Regions from separate parts of the Mus musculus genome. Here region 1 is linked to region 2. The links are chromatin loops, found by intact Hi-C in ENCODE. Cell type or tissue: left cerebral cortex. All regions are shown on one strand.

Region 1 (8,000 bases), 170 kb after region 2:
CAGGAACATCAGTCAAAGGCATCTATGTCATTGTTGATCAAAGAATAGATTAGGGACCAGGTGGAGGCAGAACGTGGCTGTGGAGATAGGGAAGAAGGTGTAGATGTGGTGAGTATGGCATTGAGTTGCTGGATCTTGGAGCTGATTGAATAAGGAATAAGAAATATGGAGAAATAAATTATGGAGAAGTCTGTGTTTCATATACAGGAGAGCAGATGGTTGGTAATGAACACATATGAGGGAAAAGAATAACCTTAGTATGGATGTACTGATACCAGTGTATCTTTTAAACACACGGATGAGGTGCCTGGTGTGGCAAAAGGATATAGAAACACATAAGACAGGAGTGTGACCTGGTTTGGGAACCACAGCCATGTGACTAACTGAATGGTGCTATCCAGGGAAAGAATGGAGAACGTAAGTCAGTCTGACAACCCACATTTAAGGCATGAGGCAGCCAGAGGGTAGGAGAGAAATCAGTAGGCAGAAGGGGAGTGGTTAGAGAAGAGGAAAGGACTTTTCAAGAAGCAGGGAGCAATACATGATGCCAAGCAGAGTTGACAGTAACTAGACAAGTCTGGAAAGCATCCATTGAACATACCAACTGGAAAGTGACTGGCAGCCATGAGAAGAATGGACAAGCAAGCTCTGGTAGACAGGTGGGTATACAGCTGAGCTGAGAGGAAGTGGGAATGTCAAGTGAAGCATTTGCCTTTCTAAGTATCGTGGCTGTAAAGCAAAGAAGAAAGCCAAGGCTCTCAAGGACATAGGGTGTACATGGATTCTTTATGTAGAGAAAGTCTCTGAGGTCAGTTGGTTGGCGGTGCATACTTTAATCCCAGCAGTCAGGAGGCAGAGACAGGAGGATCTCTGAGTTTGAGGACAGCTAGGAAACACAGATAAACTCTGTCTTGAAAAGAAGAAGAAGAAGAAGAAGAAGAAGAAGAAGAAGAAGAAGAAGAAGAAGAAGAAGAAGAAGAAGAAGAAGAAGAAGAAGAACAAGAAGAAGAACAAGAAGAAGAACAAGAAGAAGAAAGAACAAGAAGAACAAGAACAAGAAGAACAAGAAGAAGAACAAGAAGAAGAGGAAGAAGAAGAGGAAGAGGAAGAGGAGGAGGAGGAGGAGGAAGAAGAAGAAGAAGTAGAAGAAGAAGAAGAAGAAGAAGAAGGAGGAGGAGGAGGAGGAGGAGGAGGAGGAGAAGAAGAAAGGAAGAGGAGGAGGAGAAGGAAGGGAAAGGGGAGAGAGAGGGGAGGGGGAAGAAGAAGAAGGGGAAAAGGAAGGAAGGAAGGGAGGGAGGGAGGGAGGAAAAAGAAAGAAAGAAAGAAAGGAAAGAAGGAAGAAAGAAAGAAAGAAAGAAAGAAAGAAAGAAAGAGAGAGAGAGAAGGAGAGAGAGAGAGAAAGAAAGAAAGAAAGAGAGAGAGAGAGAAAGAAAGAAAGAAAGAAAGAAAGAAAGAAAGAAAGAAAGAAAGAAAGAAAGAAGACTCTAAATTCTTAAATGAGAGAAAGAGGTGACAGCTATTGATGGGGATGGTCCCTCAGAGGTCAAGAAGCAACAGAACGCAGATAAATGGCTAATAGTCTTTATTTATAAACAACACAATCTATGTTGAGTTTCTATGGATATTAAGCATAAGCTTGAGTTGGACTAGATGTGTCTTTCACTGACTCTGGAGAGTTGATACAAAGGTTCCAGGACTGCATTGGCGGCCTGGCTGAGATAGAAGACCCTACGCATGTAGTTGGTACTTACATCAAGGTATTTGATCTTGGGGACGAAGGATGGGATTAACCCTGATTTGGGACTTTTGTCAGCTGACCATAGGCAGAAGGAAGCTAAAAGTTTGTTAATGGTGTAGGATGAGACTTGTTGAGGCTACTGATCCACATGATCTTAGCTGAAAAGATGTGAAGGGAAACTGGAAGAGCTGTTGATAGATCAGGAGAAAAAGAAGTTGAGGATGGGGTCCAAGCAAAGATGTGGTGAGCACGAGCTAGTGAGAGACATGGAAGGATGAGAACCTGGCTGGGGTCTGGGCTGCTGCATTGGGACATTTCATTCGTGAGGAGAGGTTAGAGTTTGGCCTTGAGTGTAGGTGGATGAGGAGTGTGGGGATGGAAGCTATCAGAAATGAGTTGTCAGGGAGTCATGGCAACAGGACTTGTGTGAGTCACCCGGGGTGATAGCGGCAGCACTTCATGTGGATTCTATGAACCAACAGATGAAGTCACCAGCTGATATGGGAAAGTGACCAAAAGATCAGTTACAGAGAAGAGTTGAAAGGACCAGGGAATGAGACTTTTCTCATGAGGTCAGAGGGGTTGTCACATGGGAGTGTCATTAGAGAGTAAGGACAGTTCCAAAGCCACTTCCTGATCCTGATGCTAGCTGACTCAGAAGCCCACATTCTCAGGACTGTCCTACACTTTGTACCAAGTCTAAAACTAGACCGGTTTGCCCGGAGGGGAGTACTTCCCACTCTTCCAAAGAATGAATAGGATCCAAACTATGGACCTTACAGTCTTGTCTTAGCTGCATTCGGATAGATGCCTTCACTCAAATTGAACTGTCCAAATCGGTAAATCAGTATGTTAAGAACAAACCTGAGGAACGTAAAATGATTTGAACAAAGTGACATGCAGTACAGAGCTCCCTTAACTAATATAAGTTAAGCTTATAAGTCTATGGTTAAGATTTGAATTGCAGTGAGCATTTAAAATGTGAAAACACCCCAGTTGGGACTTGTGTGGCTGCTTGACACTCGGGTGCGGTCCCTGGCCTTTTGGCATGATGTGAGGCTGGTTTTAAAGTAGAAACGCGCTGTGCATAACCTTAATGTCCTGCTCTGGTGCACACTTGGCACCCAGGCTTGGTCCAGTGCAGAGAACTGTCAGGGTGGGAAAATATAAATAGTTATAAATCACAGAGAAAGCAAGTATAATTTTAAAATCTTAACCTTCTGTGATTGAAGAGTTCAGATGTCTTCATGGCTTAAAGATCTGGAAAAAAAAAAAACCCACAAAAATCAGAAGCCAGAGTGTAGAGGTGGATGAGGGACTTAGGGAGAAACCCGTCTCCCTGATGAACTGGACCCGAGTATACACAGTCCGTGTGTATCAAAGGGAATACAGGAAGCGAGTAGCCGGTGGCTGGCAGGGGAGGCTCAGAGGCCATCACAGAAAGCTTCATTCTGTGTTGCGACTTGACTCCATGTGCGGTGAAGGAGGTAGCACAGCTGTAAGCCAGCTGTGTTTCATTTCGGGTTGGAAACAGGGCCCTTTGTCCATTCCAAATGTTCTCGCCACCCCCCATCCCTCAATTTCACGGACTTTGGTTCTTAGTGGAAAAGTCGTTGACACACAGGTTCGCTCTTGGAAGCAGCTGCTCGAGAATTTTGGCAACCTTTCTGGATTGAATTTAAGCCGACGAGCCCATTTTGTGATGTGCAATAAGGTAACGAAGTCATTCAGTGGATTTCCCACACAGCCTGTGTCTTGGTAGCCTCACTGGGAACCAGGCCAGAGAAGGGTTGGCTTCCCCGCTGAGAAGAACATAAAGGGATGTGGCGCCCCCTCGTGGATGAAGTTTCTTAACCGCATTCCTCATATTTTGTCGGGATGAGAAGGCATATTAAAACACGCTAATGAGTGCTTCTTAACTGGGCTGCTATAAAAATGGGAGAAGTATAAATAAGGCTTTCAGAGACTATTTACTGCCCAGTCTTTTAATGGTGCAAATAATGACTGTGAGCGACAGCATCCTGTAACCTGAGGGCCTATGAAGAGTTATAACACAGAACGCTGCTGTCAGGGCTCCTGTCAAGTGGAGGGAGACATGCTGACTTTGGCACCACACCTGAAGAGGCCTCTGGAAATGCTGGCCTGGTCTATTTATTTTTAGCCAGGTAGTGACTACCCAAGAACTCATTTAACTAAATGTTGATTTTGTTCATGTTTCTGAGCTTGTGGATTTTGTTTTGTTTTGTGTTTTAATGCAAATCTTTGATTACCTGTATTATTTTCTAAATTTAGAGCCCTGGATGGGAAAACTCAAAGACCCCAAAGCATGCATGGGTGGTACACTTTGGTGCTTTCAGAATAGGGCACAGATATGGATGGTTCACAGTGACAGGCTTGCTATTGTCATTAAACCTTGAGTTTGGGCTGGGGAGAGAGTTCAGTGGGTAAAGCACTTGATGCCCACACGCGAGGACCTGGCCCCATGTAAAACTGGGTGTGGTGTTTCTGTGTCAGGATGGAAGGCAGAGGCAGGGAACACCCTGATGGCTTGCAGGCCAGCTAGCCTAGTAACACACAGAACAGCAAGAGACCCTGTGTCCGAACAAGGTAGACGCCAAGGGCTGATACTCGAGGTTGTCCTCTGACCACCATACATGCACTGTGATGCATATGACGCACACTGCCATACACGCGTGTACAGGTATACAAGTCTGAGACAGTTAAGATTGGCAAGGAAGGCACCCATCATGAGTCCTAATGTCAGAAAACTAATCACACCGTGTTTTAGAACTGAGAGGCAAACGTGTGTTAGTAACCGACTTTTCTGGCTTCTCCTGACAATGATGGCAATTCCTGGGGAACATTTTCTGGGACACATCATTTAAAAGCCCTGGAGAGAGAGAGAGAGAGAGAAAGAGAGAGAGAGAGAAAGAGAGAGAGAGAGAGAGAGAGAGAGAGAGAGAGAGAGAGAGAGAGAGAGAAAGAGACAGAGCAATCAATGCTAGATAGTTGCCATGAATCCCACAATTCCAAGTTATTCACTCATACTAAGTTAGCCAAGGCATGTAATACATTTAAAACTCACCTTGAAGAAAATTTCACAGAAGCTTCCACATTTCAGTAATTCTGGTGAGAAATAAGTTTGTTTGTGTTTTAAGCAATAAACTTCAACAACAAATTGATTCCAGGGGCACCTGCCAAGTTCCTCTAATATCCTGTTAGCTATTTGGGAAACAAGAGAAGACCCTTCTTCTCCAGGCTCGAGGGTCAGGTGACAGGGTCCCTGATAACCTGATCCTCTATCTCCACCGCTCTCTTTTCCATGATCACAGACAAACCTGCACGGCTGGAGGGGCATAGGTTTCAGTGGCCACGCCTCTACATACCTCACTGGAAGCTGCTGGCTCTAAGAGTTCCTTGCTCCTTCCCTCTGGCCCCCTCTCTCCCTCTCAACAACTGGATCACATACGTGTGCTGTGTATGTTCATCTTTGGGGCCCTCTTTTCTTTCTCCAAACAATGTTCCTGCAGCGATCAATGGTTATAAATTAGAACAGACAGTCTTGACTTCTTTGGTGTTCTGTGTGAGACCACAAACCACCAAAAGATTAGTTCTTTTAAACCTAAAGTCAAAGTCAGAGCCTGTGGATCAAGAAAGGGATTAGCCCAGTGTGGTACATACCTTTAACCTCAGCACCGGGGAAGCAGAGGCAGGTGGATAGCTATTAGTTTGAGGCCAACCTACACAGCAAATTTCAGGCCAGTCAAGGCTGAATAATGAGACCCTGTCTCAAAAAAGAGGGAGGAGATTGGAAAATTTAGTTTATATATACTTTCATGAAAATGCTCTTCTCTAACCCACTATGATTAAAAATGATTAAAGTATGTTTAGTTTGGAATTGGGTGTAAAATAAAGACTTGGGATCCATTTAATGCGATTGGCATATGTCTTAGGGTTTTATTGCTGTGAAGACACCATGACCAAGGCAACTTTTATAAAGGACGACATGTAATTGGGACTGGCTTACAGTTTCAGAGGTTCCGTCCATTATCATCACGATGGGAAGCATGGCAGCATCCAGGCAGGCATGACACTGGATGAGGAGCTGAGAGTTCTCCATCTTGATCCACAGGCAGCAGAAGGGGACTATGCCACATTGGCCAGAACTGAATATATATGAGACATCAAAGCCACCTACAGAGTCATAATGCCCTTCCTCTAACAAGGCCACATTTCCTAATCGTGCCACTCCCTGTGACCAAGCATTCAAACGCACGACTCTCTGCGAGCCAAACCTATTGGAACCACCACAACATGTGCGGGACATTATGTAACTGTGGTAAACTTCTATGCCACATGCATAACTGACATAAGGTCTATGCTGGGTTGTGAGACGATAAAGCAGGGTCTGGAGTTCCTTTGGGCTTCTCTACGACGCCATTGGACAAAAAAATTGTCATTGGCTGCACATTAAACCAAGGGTATACAACAGCCCACAGATTGCATTATATGTTTATTTTGTGTGACACAGCCACACAAGCTGTCCCAGGCCTCAGGCCGTGGGTTAGACCCTCTAGCTCTGGAATTTTCACAGTCATACTTAGAACAAAATGAACAATTTACAGGAGAAGGGAGCTCTTTGGGTTCTGGTTTCATAGGTGCCCGTCCATCATGATGGGGAGGCGTAACCAAGCAGCTTTGATCATCACAGTGGGACAGGAAGTGGAGAAGGGGGAAGGCTGGCTATCTCCTCTTCCCTCAGTTTTAGTTTACCCTATCCTCCAGGGCATGGAATGGTGCCATTTGTATCCAAGGTGATATGGAATGTTCTCACAGACACACAGGTGTGCCGCACCCACCGTCTAGGTGACTCTAGGTCCCCTCAAGTTGACAATGACTACTGAAACTCACTGGCTTCAGGAGTTGCTTGCCAAAGTTTGCCCTAGTTGGTTCTTGACCACCCCAGGATCTCCTACCTACAGAGTATTCCAATTTCACTCAAGTGCCTGAGTCTATTTCAGTGCCCAAAGTTTCAGATTGTTTTAGAACTGCTCCTTCTTTTCAAGTCAGACACAGGGTCTGTCTCCAACACGTACCATCATCAAGGGAAATGGCAGCCTCATGAGCTCTCAAGTGACACCAGGTATAACCAACCCACGGCAGAGGCCCTCTTCGGCACAGCCCCATGTAACTCAGCTCCTGTTTCGTCTCACTTAGGATTGTTCATGGACTGCTTAGGCTTTCATGCATTCACTCAACAAACATGGAAAGGCTTATTTTTGTTGGTAAAGTACTAATGACAAGAATGTGGATATAGAAGGCATGGCTCTGGTGTCACAGGCTTCGCAATACTGTGGAAAAGATACTCTGGTATGAATTCAAGGGCTGTAGATACAGATCTCAGTGGTGCTTTTTCTGGGCTCTCTGATTAGAAACGGACTAGGGAACCCATAAAGCAGGGATCTGTCTAGGCTTGCCCCAGGCCTGCGGCCCAGCTGTTTCCAGTGCCTCTCTGGACCACGTGACTCTACCAATCTTGGAAGGACTTTGTAAAATGATCCTTTCTGTGTGTGTCAAAAAACGCAGTCATCCCAGATTCCATTGCTTACAGAGGCACTTCAGGACCAAAGGCATGTGATTTTTTTTTTCTCAATGAAAAAAATAGTTTTTCATAAGTTAATGTTTTTCCTTCGAGACCTGGGCGCCTTTTCCTTATCCAGCCTCTGCTTGTGGGGCTAATTAGATTTGAAGGGTAAAATAATACCAGACGCACGGTTGCGTGTGTTACATGAGAAATGTATTAGCGGGAGCCAGAGGTTCTAAGAAGTGGAGCCCAGCGTGGGCCAGCCTGACAAGAAGAGGGGCGTCATTGTGAAGACACCAGGCTGTTTCCCAGAACCAGAAACAAACGTGGCTGTGTATGATGTAAGCTCCAAAAAGTCACTAGAAATTTTTCTGTCCATCTTTCTCTCTCTGCCCCTCTATTCCTCTTCCTCTCGCTCCTCCCCCCTCCCCTCCTCTCTGTGCTCAGCTTCCTCTGCCTGTCTGGTGCATGAGATTAATCAAATGTTGTTAGACTCGGCTTCCAAACTTCCCAGGTCACAAGCGCATACATAGCAGCGGCTCCCTTTGGTGAGCTTTGGTCAGAATCCACAGGCAGCTTTGTTCTAACGTCAGTGCTGGAAGCTGCCTTTTGAGATGCTGGGTAGCCTCTGAAGAAGGGGAATATTCGGAGCAGGACGGATAAAGCCAAAAGCATTGA
Region 2 (8,000 bases):
TTTTTCTAGACCACCAGGTTAAAGATGTTAGGTCTGGTGATAGTTTTTACGCTTGCTAACACCAGACAGGGCCAGGCATTTAATACTCCAAACTACTGTCTCTTCATCTACAGAAGGCGATACGAATAAAACAACACAAAGGTAAGCAGCCGCCATCCTCCCCAGAAGGTGCAAGAGTCTAGGGTCCACAGATAGTGGGCAGCCCTCAGGAGTCAGCAAATTGCTGATATAAGCAACCTGACCCCCAAAAGGAATTACAGTTCTCGTGAATTACTTAAGAACCTTGTGCCCCAGAGGATGGTTCCATATCCATGAGTACAATGGCGGCATAGCCGGCAAGCTTTTGATTTTTTTTTTTTTAAAGAAACATATGCAGTTGTGCTTGGGCGGGGAGGTGAAGGGATCTGTATACTCACTCCAAGGACCAATTTTGTTATCTGTAAGTTACACTCCGTAAAACTGACTTCAAGAAACAAGAAGAGGAAGAAAGGGGAAAGAACTGAGTGACCAAACCGTCAAGCACTCCTTAGAACCCACGCTAGAAGACCGAGATGTTTGCACTGAATATGCCATGGGAGACTGTCTTAGGGTTTTACTGCTCTGAACAGGCACCATGATGAAGGCAACTCTTATAAGAACAGCATTTAATTGGGGGCTGGCTTACAGGTTCAGAGGTTCAGTCCATTATCATCAAGGTGAGAGTATGGCAGCATCCAGGCAGGCATGGTGCTGGAGGAGCTGAGAATTCTACATTTTCATCTGAAGGCTGCTAGAAGACTGGCTTCTAGGCAGCTAGGGCGAGGGTTTTAAGCCCACACCCACAGTAACACACCTACTTCAACAAGGCCACAACTACTCCAACAGGGCTACACTTTCTAATAGCACCACTCCCTGGGCCGAGCATATACAAATCATCGCATGAACCTTATGATGAACTATGGCCATGGGCCTGGGGACCCAGAAGCCTGAATGCTAAAGCTTGTGACATGGCATGGGCCAAGCTTTGATCCATGGCTGCCTTTCAGTATTCATTTTTCTCTGTTCGTGGGAGTACAAGCACATAACTTGGGCTGTATTCCTGGCTGTGCTGAATGACGTCTGCTTTGTCCAGTCTCTCTGGAAACTTACTTGGGACACCATATGACTACACTGTGGACAAAGACTTGAGTGGAGGAGGAGCCTGAGAACCTTCCTGAGAGCTGACTGGCACCACAGGTCCTTGGCTTTTCTTTGCTCCTTCTCCCTATGTGAGGACTGAAGCATAGACAGGAAGACTGGAACTGGTAAGGCTGAAAAGAAATGATTTCAGTAAGGAAGCCCCTTGGAACAGAATTTTGTAGAATCCAGGGTCTTCTAGCTTTTTGAAGACACTTGGTAAGTTAGCCCAGGACTGAGGATCTCTGACTTTTTAAGCGTAGGTCAGGGCCAGAGAAGATGGCTCAGTTGGTAAAGTGTAAGTGCGTTCTCCAGCATCCATGTAAAGAAAGCTGACCAAGTAGCAATGACTTCTTTTCTTTCCTTCTTTTTTCATTCATTCTTTCTTTTAAAAATCTATCTGTCTATCTATCTATCTATCTATCTATCTATCTATCTATCTATCTATCTATCTATCTATCTATCTATCCATCCATCCATCCATCCATCCATCCATCCATCCATCCATCCATCCATCTATCTATCTATCTATCTATCTATCTATCTATCTATCTATCTATCTATCTATCTTATCTATTTATCTATTTTACATTCCAACCACAGTTTTACCTTCCTCCTCTCCTGGTAGTCCCTCCCTGCCCTCCTCTCTTCTGCCCTCCCCTCTTCTGTCCTCTCCCTCGTCTCCCCTCCCCCATCCACTCCTCTTCTTCTCCTTAGACAAGGGCAAGCCTCCCATGAGTATCCATCAGCTGTGGCATATCAAGTTGCAATAAGACTAGGCACCTCCTCTCCTATTAAGGCTGGATGGGGCTAGCAAGGGGAAAAGAGTCCCCAAAACAGGGAACAGAGTCAGAGACAGCCCCTTTCCTCCCACGGTTAGGAGTCCCACAAGAAGACCAAGCATGGTACAACTGTACCATGGCGGCACTGATTTGTAATCCCAGTGCTGGGAAAGAAGAGACAGGCAGATTTTTACTGGTCTCTGGCCAACCAGTCACACCAATCTGTGAGCTTCTGGTCCAGCTGGTGAGTATGAAAACCTCCCTGGAAGGATCCAGGGAGGATGGCAGCGGGAGAGGCATGAGTGCTAAAGGCTTTGATGATTTCCTACCTGTCTCCAAGAGCTCTGAGGAGACAGGAGCATATGTGGACAGACAGCTCCACGAACACCCACTGGTCCTGACTTTCCAGCTCACTCCCTAGAGAGGGAAGGCAGGAGTCTCTATTGCAATTACTCTGTTTTCTTTATCTTGATAATGGGTGGGGCCCTTTCCAGCCTGAAGTCCTCACCTGATGCTGGCTCCTGCTGAGTGCCCATCTGTATCCACTCTCCTTTCCAGTCAGGTAGAAAATCCTTTCTTCAAGCCTCTGGCTAAGTAGAGCACTCAACTTTGCTTTGATTGTTTATCTTTGAGAAAGTCTTAACTTTACTTTGTACATTGAAAATGTGTTCTTCCTCCTCCTCTGCCTACCCAATCAGCGTTGGGATTACAGGGGGTGCATATCACTAAAAGATGCAAGTAAATTACCAAGAAAATCACAAAAAAACCCCAGTAAATTTTGGGTTATTCATAGAGTTCTGCAAACATCACAAGTAAATTTAAGATCATCAGACACTGCATATTCTGATAAAGAATTATAATGGAACAAGTCATGCATGGGTGGTGGCTTTAATTAAAGGTGCGCTTTTAATCTCAGCACTGGGGATCCCGGCAGAGGTAGGTGGATCTCTGTGAGTTCAAGGCCATCCTGGTCTACAAAGAGAGTTCCAGGACAACCAGGGCTGTTACACAGAGAAACCCTGTCTCGAGAAACAAGCAAAGAAACAAACATTTGTGTGTGTGTGTGTGTGCGCGCGTGCATGTTTTGAGTATGTATTTGTGGGTGGATGGGTGCGACAGGACATGTGGAAGTCAGAGGACAATTTTATGGAATTGCTTCTTTCCCTTCCACCTTGATAGAACTCAGGTCTTCAGGCTTACATGGCAAGCACCTTTACCCACTGAGCCATTTCTCTGACCTTATTTATTTATTTATAACATTTTCAGCCATGCGAGGGGGGGGGGTGTCTCCCCTCCTCCATGCATTGTCTTTCTCTTTTAGCCTGGAGCTCAGCTACTGCAGGGATTGATGGCTTTGCCTAGATTGCACCCAACAGCCCTCCTAGTAGACGGACCAGGCAATACGTGGAGACACTGAAGCTTGCTCCACTCACTGATCATTGCAGTGGGTGAGGGACCTGTTAGTAGATACCTCTTCGAGTTGTCGTGGGCAGAGAATCATGCCTGGGAGTGACAAGGGTGTGAAGCTTATTACCACAGGGTGGGGCTGAGGTAACTTGGAGAATCATATCCAATCTAACAAGAAAACAGACGTCGTTCAAGAAAACAGACCAGGGAGGGACATCTGAAGAATATCTTCCTGGCAGTCAGGAGATTGGAGAATATGGAGTGTCACTGAGAAAGGGCGTGGGGTCGCCCGAGTGGAAACACCGCATGAACTTGCCGCAGCGCCGCTGGAGTTTCTCTGGTACCTCCCGCAGATACCGGCTGCGCTGGCACAATGGCGTTTCACAGTCTCAGACAAGCCCCACTGGTGGCAAGGCTTGCTATTTCGCAGAGGCCAGAAGCCTCCTGCAACTTCTAGGTGGCGACAGCTGCCACCTTGCCGAAGACTCCATCGTTTCCCTACCGACCTTAGACTGTGCCACCCGTCGCCACCGCCCCTCACCCCCTCCCACGCTTCTTCCGGAGCTCCGCCCGGCGCCGCCGTGGGTCCCAGGGGAGTCGCGGGCGCACCTGGAGCCTCAGGCGCCCGGGGGACTAGGGTGCGAGGTGGCCGCCTCCCCGGTCGTACAGCTGGTGGCACGCTCCCTTTAGGATCCCCTTAAGAGGCTCGGTCTAGCGCCCAGCGAATAACGTTATCCAATTGCTTCCCGTTTTATTCGCAGGCTGGGAGCTGCGAGAGCCTGAGCGTTTTCTTGCCAGTGCTCCAGGGGAGGAGGGAAGCGGGCGGGGACGGGGACGGCTTGGCTGCTCCACCTAGCGCGCGGCCAGAGTGCCCCGGCCCTGGCAGAGGCCAGCAGCGCCCGGAGCCCCGCAGCAGCGCGCCGGGCTGCCCGGAGCCCCGCGATGGAGTGAGTATCCCCGCGCCGTGCGTCGCTCGCTGCCTCTCTGGGCATGTTGCCATGGTGACCGATCCCCGCTCAACTCGGTCCAGCCTGGGTGTTTAATTTCAGTCCAGTGTGTTCGTCTCGATGTTTCTATAGCAGCCTCTGCGAAGCGGGTATCGGGCAGTCCTGAGCCGCGGGGATTTGTGCCACTGCCTTGGGGTACATGGTGGGTCAGGTTTCTAAGGAGCCAGATCTGTTCTGAGCTCCTCTGGGTTTTTGCCCCGACCTTGCCTTTCTTGGGGGAGTTGGCCTCAATAGCCATTACTTCCGATTCTGACCATGTCAGCATTATTGGACTGCAGTTAAGAGGTGTGTGTATGTGTAGGGGGTGTCACTGCGGATTCGAAGCAGATGTGGTGTAAGCAAGGATGATGAGTTGTGGGAGATATGAGCCAGAACTGGCTACTAGAAGCCACCAGCGGACCCACAATAATTGATTTGCTCTTGGGGCAATCGGAGAAATGAGACAGAAATGTCCTAGCGGCAGTCTGAGGTTCAATGTCAACGTTGGGCATCGCCCGCATTGCTTGCTTGAGAGGGTGGGGAAAAGATGGCATGGAGACAAGAGAGGCGGTAACCAGAAAGATACAATGAGGGCTCCCGGTGTGGACCCCGACTTAGGGTGCTCGGTTCTCTGTCTTTGCATCTCCCAGTTCCTGGTCATGCTCCTAAGCTGATACTGCAGTAAGGTTCGTGTGACAGGCGTTAGCCTGCCTCTCCAGGAAAGCCAGCAATTACATCTTTGCTCACATGGTCAGTTACTCCCTCTCTTCCCACGGATACTCACTGACTCCGAGGCCATATGAAATAATATTTCAGGTTGGAAATAATGTCATGTTTTAAGATACCAGGGTCTCCATGCCAGACCCCCAAACTCGAGATTCAGCTTTTATTTTCTGCATAGCCAGTTGTATGTATAGATGCAATCTAATCCTCAACCTGCAGGAAGGAGGAATGAGAGGTGGTGTGGGAAGTTAGGAGTGAGCTGGGCTTGTAGAAAATAGTGCTTGGCCGGCAACAGCATTTGTTGATTTCCTTCACCAGTGTTTTAATGGCCATAAGCCTCAGTTTCCCCAACTGCACAACAGGAAAGATATTCCTTATTAGTTAGTGTTACTGAGGGGACTGGATACTGTTTGCCTCTCCTTTGAAGGGCTTTGTAAATCATGAGGACAAATAGAGGAGTTAGAGGTTAAGAGCGGGCCTCCAGAGTCGCGTTGTCTGGGACTGAGTCCTTTGACACATTGCTGAATAATGGCAGTCTCTCAGGTTTCACTTTCCCACCTGGAAAACGAAATAATAAGAGCAGCTGTTTTGTGCAGGGTTTTTTTTGTTTGTTTAGTAAATATTAATCAATTTTTATACATATACATATATGCACACATGTGCTAATACATATATACACATCTTAGAACAGACCCAGGACAAAGCATGCTTAGTAAGTCTCACTTAGTGTCTGTAAGTAGTATCTATTGTTTATTATTATTGCTGTAGTCTCCAGATTTCTCTGTTGGCAGTTTTCAGGGTCTCAGGTTGGCAGAAAGCCAGTTTTTAAACAATTTCCATAATTTAAAATATTTATTTATTTATTGTGTGTGTGTGTGTTTGTGTGTTGTGTGTTCCATAACACATAGGCATGGAGGTCAGAGGGCAGCCTGTGAGAGTTGGTTCTCTCCCTCTGCTGTGTGGATCCTGGGTCATTAGGCTCGGCAGCACATGCCTTTACCTGCTATGTTAGCTCTGCAGACCACAGATAGTTTATAGAGAAACACAATGTCCTAAGGGCAGCTGCCTACTGCAGTTCCCATGACGACATTGTAGAAGTGAGTATTGGGGCAAGCTCCTGCTATTCAGTACAGAAACTGGGCAGCTTGGCCTCTGGAATGCTTCTTCCCCATTGGTCACATTCTTCACTATGGATACGGCTCTTTACCAGGGATTGAATGCTGGCCCAGTTGTCTCATAGTGTTGGGTCCATGGCAGCCTGTTTTTGTTGTGTGGGTGAGGAACAGTGTCTATGATAATGCGTCTATCCTAGACTAGCATCTGGTCTCTATAACTGTGGCTCAGACTCTGCAGGACTCCCCACTCTTTTCTCCTGGTCTTAGCTATGGTTGGTACCAGGTGTGCCTCCTTCATACCTTCCTCTCTCTATAGACCCTGGTCAGCCTGACCTTGGCTTTTTCACCCCACATGACATTTGGAAGTCCTTCTTACCTTCCCTCAAACCTAACTAATTTCCAGCTGTCTGTCTACCATACTCTCCTCACTTCCTGAACGTGAGTAGCGTTCCATTCCTTTCTTTCCTGCACGATACTACATTTTTCTGGGTCTAACAAATTTTCTCAAACATCAAGCCTGGCACTTGGGCGGTGCCAGTCTCATCCCTCAGCTCATCCCAGGCAGCCAGGCTGCTCTGATATGAGTCAGACAGTCCCAGTCCCCTTCACTTACTGTGACCAGCTTAGATTTGTGAAAAATCAATGTGAAGAAGGAACACATCTGGATTAGCTTCTTCATTTCATCAAGGGTATTTGTTGAGATTATCAATGGACGATAAAACAGTCATGATTCTCATGGCATAAAGTTCAAAGTCATGAAAGGGTGGATGCGAGACCAGTAAGCAGAGGGGCTATATGATGCAAGGTTTAACACATGCTGTGAGAAAAAAAAGGATGCAGAGGAACTGATGGGAAGAGCGTGGGGGTTGGATGGGCTAGCCAGGGAAGCTACCAAGCTGCCTTGAGAAATGGATATTTAACTCGAGAGCTAAAGGAGGAGTAGAGTTGGCTGAGTGAGGCGTGGAGGGAAGAGAGAGCCATGAAAGCAGCATGTGCTAAGGCCCTGAGGCAGGAGTTATCTGGCTATGTTGGAAGAACTGAAGGAAGGGTGGTGTGTCTGGAGCTTTAAAGAATGAGCAGAAGATGGTCCAGGGATAAGGCTGAAGAATCGTGTGAGTGTGTGTTTATGTAAGTGTGTGTGAGTGGTGTGAGCACGTGTTGACATCCGTGTGTATGAGTGTGTGTGAGTGTGGGTTATGTAAGGGTTTGTATGGTGTATGTGTGCACGTGTGTGCACACACGCATGCACTCAGTTGATGGTTTCTCTTCTACTGTGATAAAAATATTCTGTCCAAAATGACTTAGGTGATAAAGGATGTAGGTTGGGGTATAGTTTCGGCAGTGGATATCTTCTATCATGGCAACGAAGGCATGAAGGCAACCTGTCACATTGTATCTGCTGCCCAGCAGAGGAATGAGAATAGCAGGTTGGGCCAGGCTGCCCTGCTCAAAGCCTGCCCCACCTAGGCTCCTCCTAAAAGTTCCATAACCTTTCCATAACACAGCATCACCACCTGGTCATCACGTGTCCAAACACATGAGCCTGTAGGGGGCATTTCACACCCAACCCTTCAGGGAAAAAGTAAGCATTAGATGCTTCATGAGGTTTCAGATTTCATCCTGAGTGTTTCCCAGGGTTGCTGAAGACAACGATAAAACGTCAATTCTAGAAATGACATAAAACCCCTAAACCTTTTTTCTTCTTGAGGTATTTAAAACAGGTGACTTAGAAACAGTCACAACCAACCAACTACCTGGGAGCTATAAGTGTCTTCCCCAGCGAAGGGGACAATCAATTTATTTGATAGTCTTCAATAAGCTAAGGTTGTCAA

The links. Peaks named below come from ENCODE experiments on the same cell type or tissue, not always from the same donor. Only the 100,000 strongest peaks of a DNase experiment are listed, where the experiment ranks them.
Region 1: it touches region 2 in a loop (2.0-fold over the local background); 3 of 42 quality-filtered maps call a loop at or near these places.

The regions. Positions count from the first base shown.
Region 1 is chr4:57,604,209-57,612,208 of GRCm38, forward strand. All of the region lies in intron 2 of Pakap (paralemmin A kinase anchor protein), which reads left to right. Among named protein-coding and RNA genes, the nearest start is that of Gm52699, 14 kb to the right of the region's middle. In left cerebral cortex, a CTCF peak has its summit at 3,599 (motif pointing left); DNase peaks (open chromatin) are centred at 2,182, 2,450 and 3,537; H3K4me3 peaks cover 478 bases.
Region 2 is chr4:57,430,266-57,438,265 of GRCm38, forward strand. It overlaps a transcript of Pakap not described here. Among named protein-coding and RNA genes, the nearest start is that of 1700042G15Rik, 70 kb to the left of the region's middle. In left cerebral cortex, no CTCF peak of the experiment used is centred here; DNase peaks (open chromatin) are centred at 3,790, 4,143, 4,323, 4,867 and 1 more place; H3K4me3 peaks cover 2,130 bases; H3K27ac peaks cover 1,898 bases.